Regions from separate parts of the Homo sapiens genome. Here region 1 is linked to region 2. Evidence: chromatin contacts called from ENCODE Hi-C or POLR2A ChIA-PET data. All regions are on one chromosome and are shown on one strand. Each heading gives the region's core, a stretch centred on a gene start or an enhancer-like site at or near the end of the contact. The rest is flanking DNA. Distances are from core to core; before and after follow the strand shown. Region 1 holds the start of PANK4 (pantothenate kinase 4 (inactive)). Region 2 overlaps SKI (SKI proto-oncogene).

Region 1 (6,684 bases), core at 3,159-5,658, 240 kb before region 2:
GTGCAGGAAGCGGGGAGAGCTGCCGGGTGCCCGGCTCCGCGGGGAGAGCTGCCGGGTGCCGGGCTCCACGTGGAGCACGGGCCCCAGCTTCCTGGAGCTGCCCGGAGCCCAGCCAGGAAGGCACAAGGCCCATTTTCTAGGTCTGGAGAAGTCAGGAGTCCCAGGTGACAGTCAGGGGGCTTGTAATATAGGCACGTAGGACTGATCCTAAGAGCGTCGCCCCCTCTGTCCCCCTCCCCTGGAGGGGCAGCAGGTCCCAGTCAGGGAAGGTGCCCATCCCCCAGGAAGCCGTGGCACTTGTTCATTCTACAGTTTTTCCCTTATCTGCTCCTACGGCCTCTGCCAGCCAGCAGTGGGAAGCCGCTGGGGAGAGGCAGGGGAGGGGAGCGGAGGGGAGGGCGGGGGAGGGGGCCCTCCTTCCTGCCCCCCTCCCGTTTGGCGGCCTGGGAAAAGGCAGCATATTGAGGCGCGGGGCTCCCGGCATCAGGCCCCGGGATGCTAATGAGGGCGAGCGCGTTCCCACAGCCCGGACATTGTGCCGCGCGGCCCACCTGCTCCTTGGGGAGCGCCCATTGTGCCCGCGCCAATTCACAGGCAATTTAGCGTGCGCTAATGGGCCGGCGCCTTTGTGCGGCCCGCCCGGCCATTGGCCGCGGAGTGTGGGAACGGCCGCGGCGCCCGGACTCCAGGCGCCAGGCCGCCGCCCGCGCCTATATAGGGCGTCGGCGCGCGGGGCCGGTGTCCGCGCCAGCCCGGGACGCGCTTGGCCTTGCCCGCGCCCGCTCGCCTCGTCTCGCCCGGCCTCCCCGCGTCGCCTCGTCGCCTGTTCCGCGCCAGGCATGGCCCCCAGCACTGTGGCCGTGGAGCTGCTCAGCCCCAAAGAGAAAAACCGAGTAAGTACCAGACTCGCCCGGCGCGCTGTCCCCGCGGCCTCCGGTCCTCGGGGGTCCCTGCGCCGTGCCGGGCCAGCCTGACACCCCCTCCTCCCGCAGCTGCGGAAGCCGGTGGTGGAGAAGATGCGCCGCGACCGCATCAACAGCAGCATCGAGCAGCTGAAGCTGCTGCTGGAGCAGGAGTTCGCGCGGCACCAGCCCAACTCCAAGCTGGAGAAGGCCGACATCCTGGAGATGGCTGTCAGCTACCTGAAGCACAGCAAAGGTGAGCGCGCCCGGGCCCCCCGCGCCCCGAGTTCCCACCGCGCCCCGGCTCCCCCGCGCCCCGCCGCCCGCTCACCGCCGCCGCGTCTCCCCGCAGCCTTCGTCGCCGCCGCCGGCCCCAAGAGCCTGCACCAGGACTACAGCGAAGGCTACTCGTGGTGCCTGCAGGAGGCCGTGCAGTTCCTGACGCTCCACGCCGCCAGCGACACGCAGATGAAGCTGCTGTACCACTTCCAGCGGCCCCCGGCCGCGCCCGCCGCGCCCGCCAAGGAGCCCAAGGCGCCGGGCGCCGCGCCCCCGCCCGCGCTCTCCGCCAAGGCCACCGCCGCCGCCGCCGCCGCGCACCAGCCCGCCTGCGGCCTCTGGCGGCCCTGGTGACCCGGCGGGACCTGCGGGCGCGCGGCCCGACGACCAGAGGGCGAGCCTGCTCCTCTCGCCTGTAGGGAAGCGCCTTCCCGCCGTCGTCCGCCCCGGGCTTGGACGCGCCCTTCTCCGGAAGGCTCTGGCCCCAAGCTGGCCGGCCCGCAGGAGCCCCATTCTCAGAGAATGTGTGTGCAGAGTCCCTGCCGTTTTAGGACAATCAGGGCCCATCTTCTGCCAAGTGTCTGACCCCATGGGGTTGTTCTGTGTTTGCATTTAAGCAAGTGACTTCTGGGAAGTCCCCGGCCGCCCGGGGTTCTATGATATTTGTAGTGCCGGGGCTCGCACACTGCTGCCCCCAGCCTGTAGAGGACTTTCTTCAGGGCCCGTAGCTGCTGGGCGTACCCCTGGCAGGCGGGCTGTGCCGCGGGCACATTTGCCTTTTGTGAAGGCCGAACTCGAGCTGTATCCTCATAGGAAACAGTGATCACCCCGGACGGGCGTCCAGGACCCTGAGGGCCATGGCCAAAAGGCTCCTGAGTGTGCCTGGTGGTCTGGCTGGGGCTCACGGTGGGCTGTCTGGGGAGGGTGGGTGCCTCCACTATGATCCTTAAAGGATTCCTCTGTGTGGGTGGATGCGTGTGGGCACGACTTTGTACTCAGAAATTGAACTCTCAGTCACGTGGAAGCCACGGGACTGCTCCGAAGCCGCCATAATAAAATCTGATTGTTCAGCCCCCAACACAGTGTCGTCTGCTGTGCCTCACGCCTGTCCTTGGCAGCCATGGAGCGGGTCTGCAGGGGTGAAGGGGAATGGGCAGGGCCATGGTAGCAGTTAAGCAGGGAGGGACCCCTGCCAGTGGCCCCCTGGACCCCGGAAGAAGGGTGGGGTCCTTGCTCCGGAAGAACAGGGGGAGGGAGGGATGGAGGGAAAGCAGGTGAGGGGCAGGGGCAGGGGGAGGTGGGCTGGAGGGGTGGACATGGTCGGAGCCCTGGGTCTCCCCCCGCCCAGGCCTTTCACTAGCTTCCGGAAGGTAGGGGTGGGGCAAGGTGACAGCGCAGGACCTTAGGCTGTGTCCACTGAGAGGCGACCCAGGGCCACAGCCCGCAGTAGATCTGTTGCTACAGCCAAAGGGGCTTGGCCCTGGGCCAAACAGGAGAAAACATTTGCCCCGAGTTGCTGCTGCACACTCCCACGGCCTGCAGCGCCAGTCCTGGCATGGGCTCCGGGGACACCTGCCCGCTGGCCACCGTGCCAAGGCAGGATCTGGCAGTCCTGGCAGGAGCCTGCACGGGGCCATCCCTTGCCTCAGAAAGGGCATGTATTTTTAGGCAGGCCACAGGGTGTTGGCTGAGTCTGCAAGAACTGAGGCCTGTGGCTCCCAGGGACCAGCTCCCAAGGGGCAAAATCCATCCAGCAAGGATTGGGCCGGAGTGGGCCGCATTCCCACCCCCGCTGAATGGTAGCCCCGTGTGTGGGCCTGCCCTGCCTGCTCCTTCCTGCTCAGCCCCTCTCGCTCCGCTCAGCCTTCAGCCCCTTTCTGGCTACTCCACAGGCAGTCTAGACAGGGTCCCCCCACCAGACCAACCCAGTGCCTGCCAGTGGTCCCTACCGAGCCCCGGGGTATGGTGGGCAGAGGACAGGGAAGGCCCCCATTCACCTGCATGTTTCCCGCATGTTCAGTGGGCACACAGGTGGGCGCCCCTCATGGAGGGCACCTCCTGCCAGCCTGGCCCATGGCACACCATGCTGCCAGGGGTCTGAGCTGCCAGAGGTCTAAGCCGCCTGGGGTGTGCTCCACTCTTCCACCCAGGCCTCCCTGGGGCAGGCTCCCCCTCCAGAGCCACACACCCACCCCCTTGGAAGACACAGGCAAGGATGCCTCCTCCCTGAAGGCTTGCCCTGCGCACACAGATGCATTATCCCTGGAGTTTGTGCCGCCCCACAGGCCTGTGCTCCCAGGAGCCCTGCCAGGCAGCTGGTGGCATTCTCCACGTGCAGACAGAGGCTGAGGGCCAGAGACATGCAGTAATGACCCCGGGTTACCCGGGAGGGGCTGATCTGTCTGCTTCCAACACTGGGCTTTTTCCCAAGGCGCCCAGAGCCTCTGGAGAAGACGCATCTCTTCATGCCAGCAGGGCTTCCCAGCCACTCACCCTGGAACCCTGGCCTGCCCCACCTATACCCCTGTCCTGGCTCCAGCTGCTTCCAAGGCTTGTTCCTGCAGCCTCCCAGGCACCTGTCTTGCCCACAGGCAGCCTGCCTGGCTTCCCCCGACCACAGCACTTTCCACGGATCGCCATTACAGCACACATCTTCCCTACCCGCAGGTGCATGCCAGGCTGGGGCTCCTCCCAGGTGGGGCAGGGTTCCCCACTCCTCTGGTTTGCATGGGACTTTTAACATTGAAAGTCCCACGCCCCTGGGAAGCCAGGATTGAGTCACCCTAGCAAAGAGCGCATCACATTCGCCCTGGCGTGCAGGGCCAAGCTTACAGCAGGCACTCGCTGAAGGGCAGGGCTCTCTGACAGTCTGCAGACCCACGTGCCCCCTTAGAAGCAGGTGGGCGGCCTCTGCGGCCTCCCTCAGCAGGGCTCAGAGCACTTGAGTTAAGCCTGTGGACAGCGCGGTAAAAGAACATCAGTCCAGATGTTCTGTGCTGATGCGCGATCTCTGGAGGATAACCGCCCGCCCGCCCGCAGCCCCGGGCCTCTCGGACCCCTGCCCAGCACTGGCCCTAGCTCGCCCTGTAGCGGCCGAGACCTCAGAGGCCGGGGGTGGGGGAGGGAAGGGGCGGGGCCGGCGCCTCATTAACATAATCTATGCGAGGGGGCGTTTGGCAGTCAAATATATGCGCATATATCTCCATGGCTGATGAGCTGGCCGGGCACTTTCAAAATGGCGGAGTGTGGAGCGAGCGGCAGCGGGAGCAGCGGGGACAGTCTGGACAAGAGCATCACGCTGCCCCCCGACGAGATCTTCCGCAACCTGGAGAACGCCAAGCGCTTCGCCATCGACATAGGTAGCCGCAGGCCGGGCGCCGGGCGCGGGCTGCGGGGGCGGGCGGGGCGCCGGCGGTGGGCCGGCGAGCGGGGGCGGCGGGAAGGACGAAGGGCGGGGGCGCGGGCCTCGCGCACAGCCTCACGGGCCTTGTAGTCCGCGGGCCCGCGCACAGCCTCACGGGCCTTGTAGTCCGCAGGGTCGCTGATGCGCGGGCTCGGGGCGACGGCCGGACTACAGCTACCGGCAGGCGCCGCAGGGACCAGAGCGGGGCCTGCCGGGCCTGGTAGTTCGCGCGGCCGTCCTGGGTGGCTGGGGGCCGGGGTCCAGCGTTACCCGCCGCGAGGTGGGAGGGTCGGCGGAATTTTATGTCTTCGGCCACATCGGCATCTGGGCGCCCCGGCTCCGCCGCTTGGCTGGTGGCTGGCCTGAGATTTGGGGTCCTTAGTTCTGGTCGAGACGAGGACGAGCTCGGCGGGAAGCCCTTGGCAGAGTGGCCCCGAAAAGGCCGCGCGTTCCCGCGGCGTGGCCAGCTGTGGCCCGCGGGCCGGACAGTCCGTGCACAGGCCCCGCTCTCTGGAGAGTGGACGCCGGGCGTGAGTTCAGGCGGCCGTGGACGTGGGACCTGGGAACTCGTGCCTCTGGTTTAAAAGCCACCCGTGCCTTCCGTGGCCTTTAAGGCGGCCTGCACTTCTGCCCTGGCCTCTCCAGGGTCCGCTGCAGACCCTCCTGCCTGATGGCTGTGCTCTCAGTAATGACGGCGGGCCAGGCTCTGTTCTAGACCTTTTTCCCACGCTCCTGACTCCCGGACACCTCCCAGCCACCTCTAGGGGAGGAACGCGAATTACTCCCTTTTCGCAGATGAGGATACCAAGCCCCAGAAAGGTGAACTAATTTGCCCAGGGTCATCGGGCTAGAAAGTGGCAGAACCAGGATTTGAACCAGCCACTCCCTGCTCTCCTACTCTGCCCATGTTTCAGGCATGAGGGCTTCCTGGGGGCAGCTTCACCTGGAGAAACCCCCCTTGAATAGCCGCTGCGGCTTCACATACCTCTCCCTCTTAGCACTCATCTCGGTCGTAGGCTGAGTCTGCTTGTGTGTGAATCCCACAAGAGCAGCGGTGTGTCTTGTAGCCCCAGCCCCCGAAAAGGATGCCCAACCTGTCTTTGCCGCCCAGTAAATACTGGGATGAATGGGCCTGCCGCTGACTGCTTCCCACCTCCCTGGAAAAGCTGGGACTCAGAGAGACCCAGGCCATTCCCTCTGAGCTGTGTGCTCCTGGTGCATCTGACATGTTTGCTGCTGTGGTGTCCTCGGGGTTGTTGGTGTCATCATCTCTCTGAGATGTCCAGCCAGGGAAGGGTGTCCTCTAGGGAAGTGGGGGGCGATGAGAATGGAAGTAGCTATAGGTCCTGGCTCCCACCTTTCAGTGAGCTTATGGGAGGCAATGCTTCTTAGGGGGTGTGGCCTGGTGCCAGGTATGAGAACGTGTGAGTAGCATCTTTAGGGACCGCTGATAGGACTTGGGACTGACTGGTTATTGGGCTGCAGGTGCTGAGCTTGCAGCCCTAGCCTAGGGGATTGTCTACCGCAGGCCTCACCAGAGGCTCCCCAGCCATGCTTCCCAGCCTTCTGAGACCTTGAGGCCCGGTAGAGCGTGTGCTCTGCAAGGTTCTGCTGCCCTTACACTGGGGGATTCTGTTACTGGAAGCAAGTCGGGATTAAATGTTTCTGAAATGCAATTGCAGTTGACCTGCATAAGTCACTTGGGGAATGGCCAGGAGAACAGGGCTCACCGTGGATGTTCTGTGTGGCCCCGAGAGGCCAGTGAAGCCGCAGAGCTGGGGCTGTCCAGGAAGGGCTGTCGCAGCCCTAGAGGGCCCTGGAGTACCAGCCTGTTCTCCAGGCTGAGCCCAGGGGGTTTCTTGGTAGAAGGATACTCTAAGAGGTCTGTTTAGTGCTGGTATTTATTTCCCCTCTTCAAAGTTTCTCCCTGCGTCTGGGTCCTGTGTCTCTGGTTCTTAAGAGGACCTGTTGACTGATACTGAGAGACCTTTTGTTTGTTACTCCTGACCGAGCTGCTGGGAGGCCACGCTCAGGGTGGGGTGTCTTCAACCCAGGAACCCTCAAAGCCAAAGTGCTTGTCAACAGTGTTGTTTAAAAGCA
Region 2 (6,928 bases), core at 1,134-3,633:
CACTGGCCTGCCCCGCTCAGGCCCGAGCCCTACTGAGCCTCCGTCCTTGTGGGACTTCAGGTTCAGGTTTATTGACAAATTTGCCGGGTTCCTGCCAACCCCTGCTCTCCCGTGCACCCTGCCCAGGAGTGAAGCCCCACAGAACAGTGGCTGCTAGACAACAGCAGGCCCCACTCACCACCACCCAGAGACTGGAGGAAGTCCACGGGCCCAAATGGTGCCGACATCCTCGGCTGGGAGAGGGTGCCACTGAGACACGGCCTTTGGCTCAGCGGCCCCGCCAGGGACAGGCGTTGCTTCCTCCGAAGGGGACTCTGCACAAACTGTGCCTTCCTGCACCTTCAGGAGCCCCGCCGGCGTCAGAAGACCACCCCCACCTCCTCAAGGTTCCTAAAAGCCACAGGCCCTCACGTCCTCCCCAGCAGGGGCACAGGCAGAGGACACTGCCTGGTACCAGGCCTTCCTCTCTCCCTCCCTTAGGCAAGGGTCATGTCCACACACCCAGGTGGGCACCGCATCTGAAAAGGACCTGTGGGTGATGACCACAGCCCAGAGACAGCTGTGGCCAGGTACACACCCCTCCATCAGAGCTGCCCCCACACTGCTACGGCTCCCCAGGGGGTGTGGGCTACACAGCTAGGAAGGAGGAGCTCTCGAGGTGGGGTCTCCACCTGGCTGCAGTCAGTTCTGAGTGTGACCCCAGCCTGGCCCACAGCAGGTCCCTGATGAACGTCTGCTAGATGAAGGGTCACCCCACTGCTCAGTCCTTCATGGGGCACCCAGGGCAGCCCACTGCGGTCACCCTACCATGCAGCACAGCTCAGAGCTTCTACAGGCAAAGCCCCACCCCAAAGCCTGGACAAACTCCAAAAGCCCGAACCCCAAAAGCCCAAGGTGGGCTGTGCTCTCCTACGTGGCAACTCCCGTGCAGCCCTGAGCAGGGCAAGGAGGCGTGGGGACTCCTCTCCGGGGACTGGCAGAAGCTCGCGCTGAGGCACTCTAGAGACAAACCCTGCTGAGACCATCGCTGTCTCCTCCAGGTGCACCCCCAAATACCCTCACTCAAGAATCGGCTCACGTGAGCTATGGGCCTTCTCTGAAGATTTCACGGTTCAAGAAATTATAAAGCTATTTTTGTAAGTGCCATTAATATTTCACACATGATAATTCACTTTTCATATTGGGCTTAAATTAACCTATTTTCTGATTATTGTGGCACAGAGGAAACAGATTGAATCTGCAAGACAACCCCAAGCCCCAAAATGAAGTGAGAATACCAGCTTTAAAGGTTCACTCGGATTTTTCTTTCGCTTAAGTAGGTCATCTTTGCTGTTACTTTAGCGCTGTTGATGACAAAAAGCCAAATCTTTCTAAGGAAACTGAGTAGCAATTAGTAGCGCTCCCTCGGGGCCTTGGCACTGGCCCTCTTCCTCATGCCCCAGGGGGCCCCCCCACAATGCCAGAGCCAAGGGGCATCAAAACACAAAGACCCATCCATCCAGGGGGGAAGGTGCTGGAAGGAGGGTGGGGGCTGCAGAGACTGAGGGGGTGGGGGAGGGCCCAGCTTCTGTTCTGGTCCAGCTGCTGTCCCGGGGAGGGCTCCCTCTGCAGCCCCAACCTTGCTGGGGTTCTCCTGGGACCTCGGTCTGAGGCGTCCACCAGGGGCCAATGGCCAGGCAGTGCTGCCATGGGCTCCATGACGACCCTAGATGTGTGTGCTGACCCCGGGAAGTCTGGCCCCACTCTTCTCACCCTCCCCATCCAGCCTGAGCCCTGCACTCAGCCTCGAACCACAGACCCCAGATTTGAAACCAGCCTGATGACACTGGGGCCGACCACAAAGGAGTGGCCACACAGCCCTGCAAAACCTCACTTTCGGAATCCGAAAATTAGCCAGAGGTCCCCCAGGGGACACACTGGGGCGAATGTATCGTTCTTTTCCTCCGATGCTACTGAAGGTAAATGCTGAAATAGCTTAAAAGAATAAACAGACTCCCAAGAACAGCAAGCTGGCATGAGCATCCCCAGCGCCTGCATTCGCAGCTCGTCTGGGTCCCCTCGCTGCTTCAGTTCTGGGGTGAGGGTGAACGGGGTCTGCTCCCTCCCCGGACGCTCCTGCCAGCGACTGGCTGGTGGGAGGCGCGGCCCGTAATGGCCGCCTGGCTGCCTGCCACCCTCGCCAAAGATTGAGGGAGACAAACAGGCCTTTCCATCCAGAATGAGAGGAAACGCTGCAGAAAGAGAAAAATGCGGAACACAGAAGCGGCACAGGATGCTGCGGTCGCGGTTCTTGGAAGGCTGATTCACCAAGAATCGGACTCAATTAAGAGTGTTTCGTAAGAGCGGCAGGAGGGGGTGACAATGCGTCCTGCCATCCCCGGCTTTACAGGACGGCTCCGCAAGCCCAACCCTCACCCAAGCGCTAGCTGGGGCAGAAGGGGCCCTCAGACCAGTGAAGTATCTCAGCAGGTGCCCTCTTCCTCCTCCTCCTCCTGCCTACAAGACCTCAAACCACAGAAGGCATCGCTTGCCCCCAGCGCTGGCCCAGACACACGGCAGCGCACAGAAAACTCTGGGGGAGCCCCTGATGAGGTCAGAAGCTCTGACGACCCCAGCCCACCCGCCAACTGTTGTTCTGGGGCTGGTCTCTCTCCCCTGGTGTCTGGAAGCAAAGGCCCTGGGGCCTCATCTCAGATGCCCAGAAACACGTGCAGCACCAAACAGCCAGAGAGGTGCTCAGGCTGAGCAGTGCAGGGTGGCGGCTGTGTCCCCTCAGTTCCCAAGTGTCCCGCACAGAAGGCTGGCCTACCCCCAATCAGCTCACATCCACACTGCAGTCAAGAGTCCCCATCACAGCCACACCCTCACAGCTGCTCCCTGCCTGTGCCCTGGAGGCCCTCTCAAGAGGCTGAGAAGTAGCCTCTTCCCAGGAGCCCCGGGACTTGCCTGGGGCAAAGGCTCTGCCGGGGGCAGCCCAGGGCTGCCCTGCCTGATCTCTTAAGACCAAGGACTCCACCCCTTACAACCAACATCACCCTTGCCTTACCGACTCCCTCCCCACTCTAGGAACATCCCTGACCAACAGGGACCCCCGGCGCCACACAAGAGGGCAAGGGTCTCTGTGCTAGGGCACAAACAGCCATCCTAAGACCTTGAGGAAAGACTCCAAGGAGGGGGCTGTGGAGGTGGCATGTCCTGGAGCAACGTGGCCTGGAGGCGCCTCCTGCACCCCCTCTGTGGAGTGGCAAGCACCCCATGCTCACCCTGGCCAGGCCACCCCTTCCCTCTGCCCAGTCAGCCCAGCCAGGTGCTGCCCAGAGGGAGGCCAGGCCAGCCAGGCTCTTGGTGGAAGAGGACAACCCCTTCTCTGCTGTTTCCAAACCTCATCAGGGACGTCAACCCAGATGCTGCTGTGGGGCCAAACTGAGAGCTGTGGTCATCTCAAAAGGCTGGACAAGAAGCACACGGTGGGCTCGGGGGAGGGGAGAGCCGCTACAGCCAGCCCCGGGAGCACGACCTGTGCTGCACCCCCACCCCCACGATCTTGGTTCTCCTGCCCTGCCCTGCACCCCCCCACCCCCACGATCTTGGTTCTCCTGCCCTGCCCTGCACCCCCACCCCGATCTTGGTTCTCCTGCCCTGCCCTGCACCCCCCCACCCCCACGATCTTGGTTCTCCTGCCCTGCCCTGCGCGGGGCTCGGGGTTGGTGTAGCTCTGCAGTGCCACATTTGATCTTAGAGGAGGGGCCTCACAAAGTGGCCACGTGGTGACCAGCCCTCGAAGACTGGCTGGCAGGAGAGGTGGCCTGTAATGGGCATCTGGCCGCCTGCCACCCTCACCGAAGAGGGATGAAGACAAACAGCCATGGCCACTGAGACAGGTGTCAAGTCCTGACAGAGAGGAGGCAGGAGGGCCACCTCCGGGTCTCTGAGCTCCCTGCCTAGAGAGGCTCAACATAACAGAGGAGCTGCATCTCTAGCCTCTGCCTTCTGTGTGCTTTCTCACCAACCACTGCTCCTCGGGGAGGGGCAGCTGGGTCCTGAGGGCCTGAGCCACCAGGTCTCCTGCAGAACATGACCTTCCCCCAGCTCCACTTCCCGGGTGGGTGCAGCAAGCTGACCACACTGACAGCTCAGTGACAGGTGCATGCGATTCGGGAAAACCAGGCGGCACCGGGGACCTGCAGGAAGAGCGAGGCAGCTCCCGTCACCTGGAGGGGACCTGTCACCCAGCAGGCCCAAGGGTGGCTTCTGTGCACACCACTGCAGGCCTCACACACGTGGCGGGGGGAGGGGGTAGTTTTTGGAAGAGGGGATCAAAGGATGAAGACGAACTTGGTACCTGAGACAAGGTCCCCACCCCCACTATCACCAGCCTGAGGGCACTGCCATGACCCCAAAAATGCCAGCAGGCCAACAACAGCCCACCTCAGGCTAGTTTCATCCATGTGTGGAGGTGACCCACAGACAGCCACTGCCAGCTGACTCTGTGGCCAACCAAGGCCACTCAGGACAAGGGAAGGGAGCAGAGAACACATCCCACGACTCCCAGAGCAAAACCACCTGGGGGTCTCACGCGCATGCAAACAAATGTGCACGCACGAGCAAAGACAACTGTCTGCCTCTGAAAAGAGCCACTCCCACAGGAAACGACGACAACCAATCGTGTTCTCACTCCTAACCTCAAAATAAAACCGAATTCAGGGATCGGAACATGTACCTTTAAGTAAACAGCCCTGCTGGGCACAGTGGCTCATGCCTGTAATCTCAGCACTTTGGGAGACCAAGTCAGGTAGATCACCTGAGGTTAGGAGTTAGAGACCAGCCTGGCCCATGTGGAGAAACCCTGTCTCTACTAAAAATACAAAAATTAGCTGGGAATGGTGGTGCACACCTGTAATCCCAGCTATTTGGGAGGCTGAGGCGGGTGGATCACCTGAGGTCAGAAGTTCGAGACCAGCCTGGCCCATGTGGAGAAACCCCATCTCTACTAAATACAAAAATTAGCCAGGCGTGGTGGCACACGCCTGTGATCCCAGCTACTTGGGAGGCTGAGGCAGGAGAATCACTTGAACCCGGGAGGTGGAGGTTGGGGTGAGCCGAGATCGTGCCATTGCAGTCCAGCCTGGGCAACAAGAGTGAAACTCCGTCTCAAGGAAGAAAAAAAAAAAAGAAAGAAAAGAAAAAAGACAGACGAGAAACAGCCCTGAAAGCAGCCCTTGAGTGCCAGGCCAGGGCCAGGAGCGCCCAGGGCTCAAGGCGGGGCTCAGGGCTCGGGGTGGGGCCGGAGGGCGGTGCCATGCAGGAAGCTGGTCCATCGGGGACACACTGGAGACCCCAGAAAGGAGCCTGGGCTCATCCCCCAAGGTGAGGGGAGATCCCTGGGAATCCATCCATCTCACGGCTGCCACAAGCCCTGTCCTTCTAGGGGGAGACCACCCCCACGCCCCACACAGGGAAGGTGACGCATGCAAGACCCGTCCACACCCCCCCTGCGGCAGACCCTCGTAGCCCACCTTGAGACAGAGACCACCCCCACCCACAGGCAGAGCACACCTACCACCAACACTGCTATTTGGACTTGGATAAAACATTTGGACATTATCCATCCTGGCTAACACAGTGAAACCCCGTCTCTACTAAAAATACAAAAAATTAGCTGGGCGTGGTGGCGGGCACCTGTAGTCCCAGCTACTCGGGAGGCTGAGGCAGGAGAATGGCGTGAACCCGGGAGGCGGAGCTTGCAGTGAGCCGAGATCGCGCCACTGCCCTCCAGCCTGGGCGACAGAGCCAGACTCAGTCTCAAAAAAAAAAAAAAAATTGGATATTTCCATTTCTCACCAAATTGGAATTTTTCCTGTCCAAGGCCAACACTCTCTCATCTTTAAAATCTAAAGAAACGCATTCCCAAGTCGCCTCCACCTTCCCACACAAAATGGCAGTCTCCAGGCGCCCTGGAGCCCCGCACGGCCCAGGGTCCAGAGCACAGGTGCACCCTGGGCCAGGGCACCCCGGGCGGGAGGGTGCGCAGGGGCCCTCTAGATTTTCGCCCAGAGCTGGCTGCTGTGGGGCCTGCAGCTGGACACTCACGGCTGGACCACCGGGTCTGGGAAGAAAACGCCCTCCACTCGTTACTTTTCCATCCAGAGCTGGCTTTGTGGGCACGCAGCCATGTCCTGGGCTTAACGCTCTGTCCCCATCATTGGCATTCTGAACAGTTTCACCTTTGATAAGATGTTCTTTTATAAGCAAAGTTCTCCGTGACCACAGAGCATGCATGAGCAGAGGTGGCACACGCCACATGCAAGCCCACTGCCATTCCCAGCCCGTGTAAAGAGCGTCCAGTGGAGGAGGTCGCGTTGGTCCCACCCAGTCACTTTCTCCCACTAGCCCACGACCGGAGCCTTGGGAGGGAGGGAGACAGGCGCCCACAGCCCCCACACGCAGTCTGTCCTCACTCAGAGCGAGAGCTGCGTGGCCACATGGGTGAGTTAAGCGAACTCCAACAGCCAGGTTCATTTTGGGCAGCGTTTGCCCTGATGTGGTAAGAATAAAATGCACACGCACTTTAATTATTATATTTGGGGTTCAAATCAAGAACTGTGCAATTTTGATGATTCCACAAGTTAAACACTCTTACATTTGCATTTTATGATTTTTTAAAGAGACAAGGTCTCACTCTGTCACCCAGGCTGAGTGCGGTAGCATCATCATAGTTCACTGCAATCTCTGCCTCCCAGGCTGCTCAAGTGATCCTCCCCTCTCAGCCTCTAGAGTAGCTGGGCCTACAGGCACACTACCACACCCAGCTAATTTTTGTATTTTTGTAGAGATGGGGTTTCTCCATGTTGCCCAGGCTGGTCTCCTGGGCTCAAGTGATCTGCCCACCTTGTCCTTCCAAAGCACTGGAATGACAGGAGTGAGCCAC

What was found. A loop is a pair of places that touch in the nucleus more often than their neighbours do. ChIA-PET counts read pairs that join two places held with the same protein, here RNA polymerase II (POLR2A). Pooled maps may share reads with other maps.
Region 1: a loop to region 2 is called in a map of naive thymus-derived CD4-positive, alpha-beta T cell, with 2.9 times the contacts of the local background. The contact joins the promoter of PANK4 here to the enhancer-like site in region 2. A Hi-C loop is called at or near these places in 1 of 168 maps with a recorded cell type or tissue (naive thymus-derived CD4-positive, alpha-beta T cell), 6 of 37 single-sample maps with no recorded cell type and 9 of 50 pooled maps. POLR2A ChIA-PET finds 5 or more read pairs at or near these places in 1 of 52 experiments (GM10248).

What each region holds. Positions count from the first base shown.
Region 1 is chr1:2,524,320-2,531,003 of GRCh38, reverse strand. PANK4 (pantothenate kinase 4 (inactive)) reads left to right here and starts at 4,408. Exons shown (of 19, transcript NM_018216.4): 1 at 4,408-4,540. The coding sequence starts at 4,417. HES5 (hes family bHLH transcription factor 5) reads left to right here and starts at 741. Exons shown (of 3, transcript NM_001010926.4): 1 at 741-893; 2 at 993-1,158; 3 at 1,255-2,259. The coding sequence starts at 840. The coding sequence ends at 1,535. RefSeq lists enhancers at 481-984, 1,499-2,218, 2,219-2,939, 3,661-4,381.
Region 2 is chr1:2,286,231-2,293,158 of GRCh38, reverse strand. The region is part of intron 1 of SKI (SKI proto-oncogene); the gene reads right to left. Among named protein-coding and RNA genes, the nearest start is that of SKI, 61 kb to the right of the region's middle. RefSeq lists enhancers at 1-275, 1,647-1,696. Within about 2 kb of position 2,383, at least 32 of the 41 ENCODE cell types and tissues checked have a DNase peak (open chromatin) inside an H3K27ac peak, as active enhancers do.